Linked DNA regions of Homo sapiens: region 2 is linked to region 1. Evidence: read pairs that join two places in POLR2A ChIA-PET (ENCODE). Cell type or tissue: Panc1. All regions are shown on one strand. Each heading gives the region's core, and the rest is flanking DNA. Links, peaks and the distances in the headings are about the cores only.

Region 1 (8,034 bases), core at 1,528-5,527:
AATACTTCAGTCAGACAGGATGCTGGGTTTTTTTTTACGCTATCAGCCTCATCTGTCCTTTCCAGGGAGAAGAAATGTGTGTTTATTCACCTCTGTTATATTGCTGCTTTTATAAACAAAATGTAAATCATGTAAGTTCTGCTTTCAAATAGTACTCCTGGTAATAAAAAAGCAGAAAAGTTTGATTCAGGGGGCTGATTTAAGAATTCATGTATATGTGGCTTTACTAGTAATATAAATTTCAAGTTTTAGAATGGTATCTTCAAGATATTTCTCTCTACCTTGTCTCACCACATCTCATCTTTCCCTTATAATTTGATGTGCCTTGCCTTCCATTATTCTATCTGCTTCTGAGTAATCAGCCTGTATGGGATATTTTAAAACAGGCACAGCTTATCTGAGAATCAAGATACAGAATCATCAGAATCATAGGACTGAAGGTGCCATTAAAGGCATCCTGCCCCTCATCCCTTCCAACACTCAAGTTTCCTTCATTACACTTTCAGGGATAGCCAAGATGGTACCTTTCTTGTAAGCCTGTTTATTCTTTAAATAACCCAGTTAGAAAGCTAGTCTTTATATTGAGTTGAAGTCTATTTTCTGCAGTGTCTTCATCAGTGGTACTTGGCTGGTGTGCCTGAGCCCTCTGGTATACTATGAAGTATTGACCAGTCTGTTGCCACATTTTGATCAATTTTTAAAATTTATATTTACCACTATTGGAGGAGGGCAATTACTATTCTAACAATAGTTTTAAAATACAGTGCTGAGTAAAATAGGTTTCATGGCATGGTGTACTTGAGTATAACCTGTGCACTGAAAAATTGTTTTTATCTCTCTCCTGAGTTGTCTCCTCTTGGCTAAATTTCTCCATTTCTTTCATTTGTCATGTTGGGTGGCTTTAAGTTCTTTTGGTCACTCTCCTTTGAATATGGTTTGTTTGTTTGTTTGTTTGTCTGTCTGTTTTGAGACAGAGTCTCGCTCTGTCGCCCAGGTCGGAGTGCAGTGGCACGATCTTGGCTCACTGCAATCTCCGGCTCTCGGGTTCAGGCGATTCTCCTGCCTCAGGCTCCTGAGTAGCTGGGACTACAGGTTCTTGCCACCACACCCAGCTAATTTTTGGTAGAGACGGGGTTTCACCGTGTTAGCCAGGATGGTCTTGATCTCCTGACCTTATGATCCACCCGCCTTGGCCTCCCAAAGTGCTGGGATTGCAGGCATGAGCCACCGCGCCCAGCCTTGCATATGTTTTACTTTATACAAAATTCTTTTCAACTATGGTATTCAGAATTAAACAGAACATTCCAGGCATGGTCCAGTTAGCACAGAGCTGTAGTAGAACAGATCTCTTCGGGCCTGTATTAGTCCATTTTCGCACTGCTATAAAGAACTACCTGAGACTTGGTAATTTATAAAGAAAATAGGTTTAATTGACTCATGGTTCAGCATGACAGAGGAGTCCTCAGGAGACTTACAATCGTGGTAGAAGGCAAAGGGGAAGCAAGGCACATCTTTCCACTGCAAAGCAGGGGAGAGACACACACATACTCATCAAACAGCCAGATCTCCTGAGAAGTAACTCTGTCATGAGAACAGCAAGAGGTATGTCCATCCCCAAGGTCCAGTCACCTTCTACCTGGCCCCTCCCTCAACACATGAGGATTACAATTCGAGATGAGATTTGGGTGGGGACACAGAGCTAAACCATACCTGTTCCCTTGTTTTTAATTACTGATTTTAGCATTTTCTGCCCCAGCCTGTCTGATGTATGGAGCACGTGTTCATTAGTAACACTGGCTCCCTACACCTATAGTTTTTAGGGGAAATGGGCTTGAGAAGCACTTTCCCATGGGGTTCTCATTACTATCCCTCCCGTACTAATTCTGTAGATTGTCTACATCTAGGTCAATTGATGCATCATACAAGTACTTTTGCTTGATTTGCCAATCACATGTAGTTGCCTCCTGTTATCAGTTAAAATCCCCTTTCATTTTTTTTTTTTTTTTGAGGACTCCTAAACATATACAAGCTATAGTGGAATTTTAAGCCAACTCTATATGCTGTATACTATTCCACTGTGTGACTATATCCTAATTTATTTATCCATTGTAGAATGGATTGATGGGAGTTTGAGTAGTTTCCAGTTCTGATACGAGTTTAAAAATCAGGAAATAAGTCCGTCTGAGTCATTCAGTGGGAAAGTGGTAGATCTGATGGAATCTTTTATTTTTTGAGTAAATGACCTGGCTGATCCAAAGAAAGGCAATGACTACTGAATTCCACTTTCATTAGCATTATGAAAGGAGAACCTTAAAGTGGAAATCTCTGAATTTCATGTAAAATAGATTGTGTGATTATTTCATTTATTGTTAGTTACTATTCAGGTTGTGATATTAATCAGATTTTGTAGTTGTGATTACTAATTAGGAAATCCTGTATTCAAATGATAATTTGATTCAAATAGTATCTTATAACTTCATTATTTGTTTTCAGTGAATTTTCTTACTAAGTGAATTCTAACTTTTTAAAAGGAGAAAATATGAATGGATTAGTTTGATTCAGCTAATAAATTCATTAAACTGCCGTTGGAAGTGTGTTTATGCATGAGGTTGAACGGAAAGCTTCTGTTACTAAAATGAACAAAAATTAAGGAAAAAAACACCACAATTTTCTTTTTTCTCTTTACCTATTGTTGGGAGACATATCACTGAGAGCTATGCATCGTGTACTAGCTTACAGAAAACGTTGTGGCATTTGTTTTCTCCCATCCCCCTTAAAAGAAGCTGACGGCAGTAGGGCACTGGTTGAGCCATGTCGCTTTCTGTGCGTCTGCAGTCTCTCACACTCACACCTAGGTGCTCTCACTCACCCTACTGCCTTTAAATACCATCTGTAAGGGATATCTCCAAAATGGTGGTATCTCGCCCCGACCTCTTTCCTCAGTTCCATACTAACTAATGTGTCTTACCGCCTTCATGGTGTCTCTGCTTGAGTGTCATGTCAGCCCTGTTTCTAAAATACATCTTGAACTCATGCTTTTTTCATCTCCACTGCTACCCCCTCATATAAACCAAGCTTTTCTCTCACTTGGGCTGCCATCATAGCCTTCTAGCTGTCATCTCTGCCTCTCCTTTTAACTCCTTCATAATGAATTGCACCTAAAGTGATCTCAAAATATAAATGAGACCATGGTAATTTCCTTGCCTTAAATCCTCTAGGGGCTTATCAGTGTATTTAGAATTATGAGATTTATGTTAGGGATAGAGGAGTTGGGATCATGAGCAATGCAGATGGTTGAAGGCCATACTGTGTTTTGATGAAAGAAAAAGAAAACCTGCCTCTGGTGTAGCTCTATGGCATGGGAAGAGTATGGAAGACAAGTATTTGCTGATAATAGCATTCTACCAAATAAGCGTTAGCTCCAATTTTATTTCTCTTTTGCTGGGAAACTGGGGCCTTCTTTGAGTACTAGTGAGTAAGACATTTTGCAACAGTGCTGAGTATGAAAGGCCCTGGTCTCTGAAAGGCTAATGCCAAATGTTGGAAGGCCTTTAAAGAAGATGCCAAGCCACAGTGAGTGCCAGCTGCTAGCTCTGAAATAGTGATGTGAAAAGGTAGATTTCTTTTGTGCTATATTTGTGCTAAGCAGTGCCTTTAAAAATATAACTAGAATCATTACGGTGAATAGACACAGAAAATAATTTTATGTTATACAGTAGTTGTATACTAGCTTCCTTTAAATAAATATTATAGCTTTATCAGTTTTTTAGATAGAATTGGAGTGTGGGGGGAAGAATACGAACATGGGTCCTTCCCTTCTCTTTTTCCTGCCTCATCTCATTAGAGAAGTATTTAAGGTAGCTTTCATATAGTAAATTTAACGAGGCGGGAAAAAAAAATAGATGAGGAAATACGGATAGAGGAAAAAATAAGGATGGATGGAAAATGCAATAGTAGATTATGGGGAAATAACGTTCTATAAGAAAGGCTGCATACCTAGCTAGCACCAGTACTCGTTAGCAGGTTCTCCTTTTTTTTTTTTTTTTTTTTTTTTTTTGGCCTTTTGACCGCATAGGTAAAGTCCTGCTTGCTGCTGTTGACCTGATGAAGGGCAGCATGTTGGAACTTCCATCTGTTTTACACTCTTTTGGCGGGTCATTTCTCCCACTGTGAGCCAGGCTTGAGAATCTAGGCAGATGTCAGAGGTCTGTCCCTATGTTTCTTTCAAGCTGGCAAGAATTCCACCATGACTGCCACTTGCTCCCCCATGGGTGTCAGAATCTGTCATAATGGTTGGATGTTTTTGTAAAACATAAACATTCCTGATTTTAAGGTGTACAATGAGACACATTTTGTAATTTGGGAAGGTACACCATTTCAGTTTAGCAATAGGGAGCTATGGAGTTAGGCAGGGAGTCAATAGAATATGTGCAGTCTTGGCAGTATTTCAGTGTCAGTTGATCCTTGATTGTTCACAGTGATATATAATGCCTTAGTATTTAATGAGAAAAACAGTAGAAAAATTTATGTGGTTCCTCATCATCCCCCATGTCTTATACCTTGCTTGTCCCTATCTTTAAAGTAACCTCCAAAACGGATGAAAGGTTTTATATTTAAAAAAAAAAAAAAGAATTCCAAGCATGTCTTAAAGTAAGCAATAAAAATACTTTGGTGGTTACAGTTTACCTAATATAAATTCCACTTTAATCTGTGTGTTCTGTCAGACACACTCCCCATTGAATTCTCAAAGTGCTGTCCAGAGACTGTGACTAGATAATCTGGCTAGTTTAGTAACCTCAGGAGAGATTTTAGTAAGATGACTTTCATAATCCTCAAATCTTACGTATGTTGGCTTCTGGTTTTTCAAGCACGCATCACTGACTAGAGCAGCTCTTATATCTATTTTGGCATCTTGAAAATTATATTAGTTTTTACTACCGGAGTGGGACCCCTCAGCCTCTTCGACTCTTTGAATTAAGGACATACTGAGTCACGGCCTCTTCACTATCACTTGCTCTTAATAAGTGATGTACCCAGGGAGAATTAAGTCCCGTAGGCCAGTAGAACACCATTTTTTCATTAACACAAAGTGTGCTGCTTCTCTGATACCACTACGGTGCTGGGAATGGTATCCTACAGTCTGGAAGAATTTATAACGCACTACCCAAGTGTCAAACTTACTGCCAGAGAACAACTTAGAATTGAGGATAGAAGGGTAGAAAACAGCGACCATGGGGCTTGCTAACTTTGCTCTTATACAGATTGAGTATCCCATATCTGAAATGCTTGGGATCAGAACGTTTTGGATTTCAGATTTCATCGGATTTCAGAATATCTGAATATACAAAATGAGTTATCTTGGGGATGGAACCCAAGTCTAAATGTGCAATTCATTTGTTTCATATATACCTTGTACATACAGCCTGAAGGTTATTTTATACAATATTTTAAAAATATTTTTGTGCATAAAACAAAGTTTTGACTGCATTTTGACTGTAACCTGTCACATGAGGTCATGTGTGGAGTTTTCTCCTTGTGGTGTCATGTAGGCACTCAAAAATTTTGGATTTTGGAACATTTCTGATTTTTGGATTAGGGATGCTCAATATGTGTTTATGTAGGTATAGGTGTAGGTAAAATGTTCCATGAGGCGCTTTTGTATTGTAATAATGTACTTGGTAACTTTTTCTCAGGAGGGTGATTATTCATAGAACTGTAATGGTGATTTAGTAGTAATATACAAGTACTATGCCTCATTTTAGAAAATTATGTGCAATTAACTTTCCTGGACGTTTTCATTGCCTTGTAATCAGGTTTAACTTATAGTTGAAAGAGAAGATATATGAAATAGTAAGAGTACCTCAGAGCCTCACAAAATAATTTAATCAAGTCTCATTATGTGGATACTATAATGCCACTGTCTTTTGAAAAGGAGGTAAAAGTTAAGGCCTGTCCGATAAAAGAAAACTCAGTATACCTGCAAGCAAAGGACCTCAACATAGTCTTTGTGAGTGGTGCCAAAGTAAACTACATTTTTAAGGAGAGTAAGTGGTAAAGTAATATTAGCAAAATATTCCCAAATAAGGATCTATATATTGAGGCAAATTGCTTCTGGCAAGAGGCTTGATTAATGGCAACTTTGAAAATTTTAATAGATAAGTTCATACCACAGAAAGCATTTAGATACAATTATCCGAATGCATTTTGCATTGAGAATCTGTTATCAAAACACTTTTACACCATGAAAAGGAGTGTATTAATATTCATAATACGTTTTGAAAGCACATGTAATAGTTGCATTCTAAAACTCAACGTGAGAAGTAAAAATATCTTTTTAGAGGATTTAGAATATTGTAAGAGAATAAAATGATCTGGAGCACTAGTTTCTTCTTTTGCATTTATACAAGTCCTTTCCCAACTACCCCAGTTGTAACCCACACCAACCCCTTGTGTTTCTTAAGTAAAAAGTCTTAAAAGATATTTTTTAAATAGCTAGACACATATTATTTTCTCCTATTGATGATTAAACTTCTTTCAGCTTTAAAAATCTTCACTGTGTATATCAGTTGTTCTTGTTCTTCTCATGATGAAACTTTCTAAAGAAAAGTAATTTAATCTTTGGTTATGACTGAAACTGCATTCATCTATCTGGTGAATATTAGGTTTTGTGTGCCATGCAGTATGCTAGTTGCTGGGGTTACAGAAGGCAGGGGACAGACATGGTTTCTACCCTCATGGAGCTCACATTATGGTGAGGGAGACCATCAAAATAAATGAAATATTAATAGTTGTAAATTATGACAAGCCCTGTGAAGGAAGCAAATTGGGCAATGGAGGCATTGGACATATAAATTAAAATAGTGAGAGATGAAGTTGGAAGGATAGAGTGAAAACAAATTTCTTTCCCTATTAGAACATAGTTTTTGGCTGGGTATGGTGGCTCAGGTCTGTAATCCCAGCACTTTGGGAGGCTGAGGTGGGTGGGTCCTTCGAGACGATCCTGGGCAACGTAGCAAAACCCCGTCTCTACCAAAAATGTAAAAATTAGCTGGGTGTGGTGGCGTGTGCTTGGGGTCCCAGCTACTCGGGAGGCGTAGGTGGGAGAATCGCTGGATCTTGGGAGGTCGAGGCTGCAGTGAGTCATGATCGCGCCACTGCATTCCAGCCTGAGTGACAGAACGAGACCCTGTCTCTAAATAAATTAATTAATTAATTAATAAGAATATAGTTTTAGTGTTACTTACTGGACCTTGAGAATATAGAATTTTAGCCATTACAAAATATATTATATAGCTTAAGTGAGTTATATGATACCTTATAAATGATAGGAAAATGTATCCTGCTACCTCTTGCCTTGCTCCATGAGTTGCAACCATTCTTTATAGAAATTGTAAAGATTGCATAGTTTACAAACAGTATAAGATACAGCATTATAATTATATATTGAGGGATTTATTATTGTTGTTTTTAGTGATTTGGTATTAAAGCACAAAATTTTGGCTGACGTGTCCTACCAGAATTTTTCCCCCTTTATATTTCTGCCTCTTTTAAAGTCTTTGGGCTCTTGCTGTGCATGCCAGTGAGTACCATAGTTTCACGCTTGTATATTTTTGTTCCTTTTGAAGGTTTTTATGTAGTTTGCTCAGGAAACTGTAAAATACCCAAGCGCTATCTGCTCTTATTTATGTATACATCCCTAAATCTAGCACAGTGTCTGGCACAAAGATAGGTGCGCTTAGTGAATGTTTGTTCAGTGAGTTTCTCTGCTTTTTGTTTTGTTTTGTTTTGTTTTTGTTTTTGAGACAGTCTCGCTTTTTCGTTCAGGCTGGAGTGCAGTGGCGCGATCTCGGCTCACTGCAACCTCCGCCTCCCAGGTTCAAGTGATTCTTCTGCCTCAGCCTCCCGAGTATCTGGGATTACAGCCTGTGCCACCACGCCTGGCTAATTTTTGTATTTTTAGTAGAGACAGGGTTACACCATGTTGGCCAGGCTGGTCTTGAACTCCCAACCTCAGGTGATCTACCCACCTTGGCC
Region 2 (8,034 bases), core at 1,486-5,485, 140 kb before region 1:
TATTTTAGTGGGGTGAATATTTGACATCAGAAAAGTAGTTCAAACCTGCAACTTAGAGATCTGGTATAATTGACATCTCCGTAGACTGTTCACATTCTAGGTTGGATAAATGATTTATTGTTACCTTACTGGCATTTTGAGGATTTGCCACAAAATTTTTTCTTAAGCTATGTTTCTTTGAACAAGCCTAAAGTTTTTTTATTCTTATTGTTTCCTGGAAAACTTCATTTCAGTGACAGATTTGATTCAAAGTGAGACATTGTCTAGTTGCCACTTAGCTAAACACATCCCTCTCTTCATTGTTGTACAAACTCCACATTTCTTGAAAGTATAGTCTCCATTTATGCACTTAAAAAAACTTTATTTTGGATACTATATATGTTGTGTAACTGCTAGTTTACTTCTGCTTTCATTTAATATTGTAATAGAATATCATCCACTGAATTTACTGTAGATTGATTGTAACTATCCTAAAGTTTAAGGTTTAACTAAAGATTGTGGCAAATTTACCAGAGGGTTTCTGCCTTTCTGAAGTAGCCTTCTTCATTGTGTTCTCTGTAGCTAATGAATAGTACATTTGTTGAAACCTCATGTTTGTTTAAAATCAGTTCATTGGATTCACCACTGAAACAGTGGCACAGTGAGGATAGATTGTAGGTGGTAATCCTTCTTAAATGAGGCTTAAGGGAGGTTGGCATGGTGGTTTGTAAACTGTATTTGGAGCTTTGCTGGCTTCCACTAAGTGTAATGTACAAACCTCAGAATTTCATTGTAACCTGATTATCTCAAAGACAGTCATCTATTTGTCAGGGAAGCCACTATCTATATATACACACATTTTTTTAAAATCTCATTTTACACACACACACACACACACACATACACACACACACACACCATTTTTTCTACACAAGAATTTATGACTCAGGGAAATAATCTGATGTTGATTTTTTCCCTGCTTGCCTCTAAAAATGCAGTGCTACCTAATTTCATTGAATTCTATGAAATTTTAAAAATAAACAGATATTGTGAGCATGTTGAAATATTTGTCTTTGAAAAATGACATTTCACCTTAAAGGGGGTTTTGCTTGTGATACAAAGTTGATTTAATGGTCTTAGTATCAAAATACATGTTTGTTTATAGATGCTAAGAATTGTCAGTTTAGGATTTTATAAGGAGATATTCAGAAATTTGATATTTGATATTTTAAAACCAGATGTCATTCTTGGTAATACTAGTCATTTTACTTTGATATGTTTTATAATACTCTTTCATACCTTAACTCAGTTTTACAGATTGACGTTATAAATTTGCCTTTTCAAGTGTAGCTGATGAGTCTGATATTTGAGCATCACTGAACTGAAGAAGTTGCTCATAGGTGATGTTCGAATTGAAAACTGTACTGTTTATTTGGCCACAGCATGGTTTGTGTAAAACTCAAGTTTTGGCACACATACAATCTGCAGAGTAGCTTTAACCACTGTGAATTTATTTCCCAGTATTTTAGACTCAGGTAAGGAGTTGTTATAAACTGCTGTCAGTTCTGGACTCCCGTTGTTTTCAAATTTCTCTCTGATCCTTTTAAAATGTGGCTTTGGTACATTTAAATCAGCTTTTCTCGAAGCAATTTTTGGTCATTTTTTTTTCAAATTTGTAAACTCTTAAGAAATACATGCAAAAATACATTCATTCTTTCTTTTGATTAACATTCACTGCCTGTCTGCTGTGTGGTTACTAAAACAGTCTTTCACCTCAAGTAGCTTAAAATCTCAAGAGGGGAGATAAGCTGCATACCTTTGTGTAGCACATGAAGAGCAGTGTGTTAGCAGGGTGATCAAAGTGCTCTGGAAGTGTCCTGCAGGAACTTCAGGTGGGAGGTGGGAGGGCGTCCTTGAATTGTGGCTAGGATTTTGGGGTGGGGAGAGTAAACATGTAATATATGTTAGAGTCCATTAGTTTCCAAATTGTGTTCTTTGGGTCTCCAAGTTTATCACCCTTCTACTTTTTCACTTGTTTTGTGTTGGTATTGATACAGTGGAGAGTGAGAAATTGACATGTCAGAGAGAAAGAGAGAGTGAGAGAGTAGAATTGCTGGAGCAGTGTTCTTCAGTAAGCTGTAGCAAATGGGAAACAGTACAGAAGTGTAGGGCACTGGCAACAGGTAACAGCAAGGATATATCTTCTCTAGTGTAAGAGAAAAGAGAGAGTATGGAGTACAGAGGCTGATAGGTGTTAGATGTGGAATGTGGCATTTCTCTTTCAGTGGTTTCTGTCATTGAAAAAGGAAGGAAGGTCATCAGTTGAGACCAAAGATAGGAGAAGTGTCAGAGATTTGTGGGGAATGCCTAAGAAAATGGTTAGTTTTGGAGGAGAGTGGCTAAGGGAAGGGCTTAGGGAAGTGTGATTTGATTTCTGCACGATGTCAAGAGCCCACTTGAGTTTTGGTTATTAAAGTAAGACCAGTTTGAATGGGTTTGGGTTTTTTTCTAACCATATTCAACAGCACAGGTTCAGGCATAGATTAGGTTGTGAGTTGGATTTAGATGAGAGAGGGTCAAGGAAGGTGGGGGCATGTGCACAGGAGTGATTACAATGACTGGCAATAGAATTGAAAGGGAGAAGGCATGAGGCAAGTGGAGAATAGTGAAAGGTGGTTGGACCTGTGGAGTTTTCCAGTTCCACAGACTTCACTATGGAAACAGCAGTTTGCAATATGGTTTTAGGTCTCAGCATTGGAAGTTGGAGTATGTTTAAGCAAGCAATCAAAAGAAAATTTTGTTGTGAGATTCTTGTAGTGCTCCAATTTTAAACAAAATCATAGTTTGAAGAAATGTAATCTTAAGGTTTCTCCCATTTTGTTGCAGCTCACAATCATTAGTTAAAACTTTGATTCATGACAGGGCGTGGTGGCTCACGCCTGTAATCCCAGGACTTTGGGAGGCTGAGGTGGGCAGATCACCTAAGGTCAGGAGTTCGAAACCAGCCTGACCAATATGATGAAACCCCGTCTCTACTAAAACTACAGAAAAAATTAGCCGGGCATGGTGGCATGTAACCCCAGCTGCTCCGGAGGCTGAGACAGGAGAACTGCTTAAACCCGGGAGGTGGAGGTTGCGGTGAGCCGAGATCACGCCATTGCACTCCATCCTGGGCAACAAGAGTGAAATGCCGTCTCAAAACAAAACAAAAAAACAAACTTTGATTCACCTTAAAGAAATAATTGAGATGATAGTAAAGAGTGTTATGTATTCCTGTTATGTAACTTGCCAGTACCAGATTCCAGTTGGCTGGCATGCAAAGGAAATTTAGGTTTGGCGATGTCCTGTGTGTTCTTGAACAGAAGATTAAATACTTGAATGATAATTGTTTCTTTTGTAAAACTTGGATTGCCGACTTTTTTTTTTTTAAAGATGATTTATAAAGGATGTGTACAGGTTAGATTTCGAGGGGACTGTTTTCTGTTTAAGAAGTAACTCATTTTGCCGGGTGCGGTGGCTCATGCCTGTACTTTGGGAGGCTGAGGTGGGCGGATCACCAGGTCAGGAGTTTGAGACCAGCCTGACCAACATGGTGAAACCCTGTCTCTACTGAAAATACAAAAATTAGCCTAGCATGGTGGCGTGTACCTATAATCCCAGCTACTCAGGAGGCTGAGGCAGGAGAATTGCTTAAACCTGGGAGGCAGAGGTTGCAGTGAGCTGAGATCATGCCACCGCACTCCAGCCTGGGTGACAGAGCAAGACTGCATTTCAAAAAAAAAAAAAAAAAGAGAGAGAGAAATAACTCATTTTCAAGTTCCTCAGAAATTTCTATCACATATAAACAATGTAATTATATAGTAAGGAAGAACTGTTACAACTTTGACTAGCCATTTAGATTTAATTGATACTTTAGATATCTTACTGTGTATCACTTTAAATAAAAATCTACTGAAACCACTTAATCAAGATTCTACCTTTTTTGTAGACAAGTAGATGCAGTAGTGAGCAGTTAGAATTGCAGGCACTGTGTCTTTTAGTAGTTGAGGAGGGCGGGATCTCGTGTAGATCTGGAGGGACTTAAGAGCATGGATACTTCATCTCTGCCAGAGTTTCTTAATTGTGGCACTACAAGTTAAGTGTCCCCTATTTGAAACGCTTGGGACCAGAAGTGTTTGGGACTTTGGATTTTTTCAGATTTTGGAATATTTGCATATACATAATGATGTGTCTTGGGGATGGAACTCAAGTCAAAACATGAAATTTATTTATGTTTCATATACACCTTATACATACAACCTGAAGTTAATTTTATGCAACATCTTAAATAATTGTATGCATGAAACAGTTTTGACTACTGCAGCCTGTCATAGGAGGTCAAATGTGGAATTTTTCGCTTGTGGTATCATGTTGGCACTCAAAAAGTTTTGGGTTTTGGAGCACTTTGGATTTCAGATTTTTGTATTTGGAATGCTCAACCTGTATTGACATTTGGGCTGGATGTTGTTTGTGGAGCTGTCTGTCCTGTGTATTGTAGGGTGTTCAGCGTCATCTCTGGCCCCTGCCATTGGATGCCAGCAGTACCAAGACAGTGTCGTCGAGCCACAGTGATAAAGGTGAAATCTTTTCACCTTTTCCTTGTAGCTTAATTAATTGCAACAATTTTGAAATGCGAAACACCACAAAGTAAGTCACTTGGATTGTATAGATACTCAAATAAAGGAAATTCACATTTATGAGACGTGACCAGCATCTTACTGGTGTTATTTGTATGTCACTGGAATCTTTTACAGTTCTTTCAGGTAGTTACTTACACTCCTTTTAATAGACATGGTCACAGACTCAGAATATAGCTGATTGTATTTGGGCAAACAACTACTAATTATCTAATGAGGCACTGTCCCATGGAGAATGGCCATATCCATCCATGTAGGGTTGTATGTAAGACTTTGCCCTCATCTCTTTAGTTCTCCTCCCTTCTCTTTTTTTCTTTCTTCTATTCTTTTCTCTTGTAACCTTTAAAAAAAAAAAGGTTATTCACTGCTCAGGTATCTGAATGTCCCCATTATCTGACACCACTTTGAAATACCTTCATAGAGTGTTTATTTTTGGAGACAGTCTTGAATGTCGCCCAGGCTGGAGTGCAGTGGCATGATCATAGCTCGCAGTCCCTATTTTCTCGGTTCACGTGCTTCTCCGGCCTCAGCCTCCCAAGTAGCTGGGACTACAGACTACAAGTGTGCACCACCATGCCTGATAATTTTTTTGATTTTTAGTAGAGATGAGGTGTCACTATGTTGCCCAGGCTGGTCTCAAACTATTGAGCTTAAGTGATCCTCCTGCCCTGGCCTCCAAAAGTTCTGGGGTTATAGACGTGAGCCACCGTGCCTGGCCCAGATTTTATATTGTAACATAAATTAAGGAAGAAAAAGATAATCTCTTGTATTTATTGACACCAAAATATTCCCCTTTAAAAAAATTGTGTACACACACACACACACACACACACACACACACGTAAATCGTCAAATTTTAAATTATTTTGTGGTAAGAAGTTCTTAACTTTGGATTTAATTCATTAAAAAGTATAACCAGAGTTATTCAGTACCTTTCCAGTTTGAATAACTATGCTGCTTTCACTGTTTCCTATTTACTTTTGTTTTATACAGAAGTTATATTTGTGAATATATTTTCAAAATGCAGCTTCAGTGGAGAAAATTAGAATACACTATTCAAAATGGGTAGGGGAAACATGAATTCATGGCACAAATTCATTCTAATACACTTTGATTTGCTAACGGTGTAACTATATAATCTCTAATACATTCTTTATATTCAGAGTGTGCTTAAAAAGATGTTAGATTAATTTCTCATGTCAAACTGTCTTGCAGACTCTAAGCAGTCACAATATTTTAGAAGCGAATGAATATTCAGTTCAATTCAGCAAAAATATTTTGTAATTCCCAATATTTGCTGGATACTGCTTAAGTTGATTAAGACACTGTCCTTTGTCAAGAGGCTAGTGGGAGGAAAATAAAGACAGACCTAATTCTTTACTGTGAGGTGAAGACAAGGCAAGTGGGTTGTAAGAACAGTGCAGAAGTATCACAGGATTAGAGTGTTCATTTTGCTACTAACAAAGATATATTCATGTTCTTCTGTTTGTATGTTGGATACTTTTAACATGAATAGGGAAATTGCTGTTTTTCATTTTAAATGATTATGCATAGCTTTTCATAGTTATGCAGTTGAACTAAGCTCCAAAATTGACTTTAATTTTCAGAATTGTCTGGTACATAGCTTTGCAGTTCAATTCAAAGAAGAGTTTGCTCCGCAAGTCCTTAGGACTCTGGCTCCTCCAAATTATGAAAAAATTGGAATTATTTGCCAAAGAGTACAAACAGATTTCTGCAAATTTTCAATATAAAAAATACTTTTACCAGTCTTTGGTTGAGTATCAGAGAGTACTCTCATAGCTAACCATCATATACATAATACATATCTATGGAACTGATGCTGAAAATTCTGTGACTTCTATTAACAATTGTATCTGGGAGGCTAGGCGTGGTGTAATCTCAGCACTCTTTGGGAGGCTGAGACAGTCAAATTGAGCCCATGGGTTCGAGAGCAGCCTGGGCAACATGGTGAAACCCAGTCTCTACCAAAACAAACAAACAAACAAACAAACAAGCAAACAAAAAAGCGGGGTATTGGGATGTGCACCTATAGTCCCAGCTACCTGAGAGGCTGACAGGGGAGCATCACCTGAGCCCGGGAGATTGAGGCTGCAGTGAGCCGTGATTGTGCCACTGTACACTCCAACCTGGGCAACAGAGTGAGATTCTGTCTTTTAAAAAAAAATTGTTTCTTGGGAATTCCAAAGAAGGAATTGATATTACAGATTTAAGATTGTTGTTACTAAATACTTTTCCTTACACTGACTTTTTTCTGAGTATGACAGTGAACTCTTTTAATGTGTTACCTTTTTCCTCATAGGTCAGATTTACCTTTTTGTATGTTTTTAATAACAGCTATTCAGGTAGATAATCATTAATGAAAGAGGCCTATCTTAAAAACAGTTAAGAATAGTATGATTAGGTACCAAGTAAATAATATCAATGTAAAGTGTAATTTTAAAGTTATATAAATAGCATTATTATTTGAGAAACTTTCATGTGAAATGACTGAGATTTAAGGCAAAGTGATGTTTCTTGGTTTACTTAGGGACAGAGAAAAGTATTTCATTGGGGAGACACAGATGAGTAATGGTCAAGATGGACATAAATTATGTGAAATTTGTTTTTACCTAAGAATATTTCTGAGACAGAGACTCAATGCCTAGCTTTGGAAAGATTTTGAATTGCTGTGATGGTCTTGAGGATTGCTTCTTTACAAGTGGTATTCTGATTTCTTTTGTATAAAGTTTAGACACAGACAAAACTAACTTACGATAATAGAAGTCAGGATCATGTATACGCTTACTGTGGAGTAGTGCCTGGGGAGGGGTCATGAGGGAGGTGACTTAGCGTTCTAGGAAGTTGATTTTGTTTCAAGATTTCGGTGTTGGTGAGTGGGGGAGGGGGGTACTCATTACACAGGTGTGTTCACTTTGTGAAAATTAATTGAACTGTACCCTTAACATACCTGTACTTTTTTGTATGTGTGTTTTTGGATACTTAGATAAAAATTTACCCAATTAACAAAAATGCAATAGAAGCTAATTTAACCAAGTTATTGCAGTATTTAAGAATTTGAGGATGAGGGAGTGTATATGGAATGGCTATCTTATACTCCAGGCACATAAACAAATTCAAGAAATTTACCTTTTTTTTTTTTTTTTTTTTTGGCTGAGTTCTCGATTCTGCATATGTACCACAGGTCAGAGCCATTGAGTTAACTGGTTGCCTCCCCTTCCTCCCCCTTGCTTTTTCTCAATTCCTTCATGTCTTTGTTTCATCTGTTTTCTATTTTCCTGGCCCACTGGCTTCTTTCTCTTGATCCATACCATTTTGGTCCTTCAGCTGAATTTTTTTCTTTGCCTTTGCTCCTTAAGGC

Evidence for each region. ChIA-PET counts read pairs that join two places held together with the same protein. Peaks named below come from ENCODE experiments on the same cell type or tissue, not always from the same donor. Only the 100,000 strongest peaks of a DNase experiment are listed, where the experiment ranks them.
Region 2: POLR2A ChIA-PET joins it to region 1 with 6 read pairs; 3 of 35 experiments call an interaction of 5 or more read pairs at or near these places.

Annotation. Positions count from the first base shown.
Region 1 is chr12:116,034,768-116,042,801 of GRCh38, reverse strand. The region is part of intron 4 of MED13L (mediator complex subunit 13L); the gene reads left to right. Among named protein-coding and RNA genes, the nearest start is that of MIR620, 110 kb to the left of the region's middle. In Panc1, for the core only: no CTCF peak of the experiment used is centred there; no DNase peak of the experiment used is centred there; H3K27ac peaks cover 4,000 bases.
Region 2 is chr12:116,176,667-116,184,700 of GRCh38, reverse strand. All of the region lies in intron 2 of MED13L (mediator complex subunit 13L), which reads left to right. Among named protein-coding and RNA genes, the nearest start is that of MIR620, 32 kb to the right of the region's middle. In Panc1, for the core only: no CTCF peak of the experiment used is centred there; no DNase peak of the experiment used is centred there.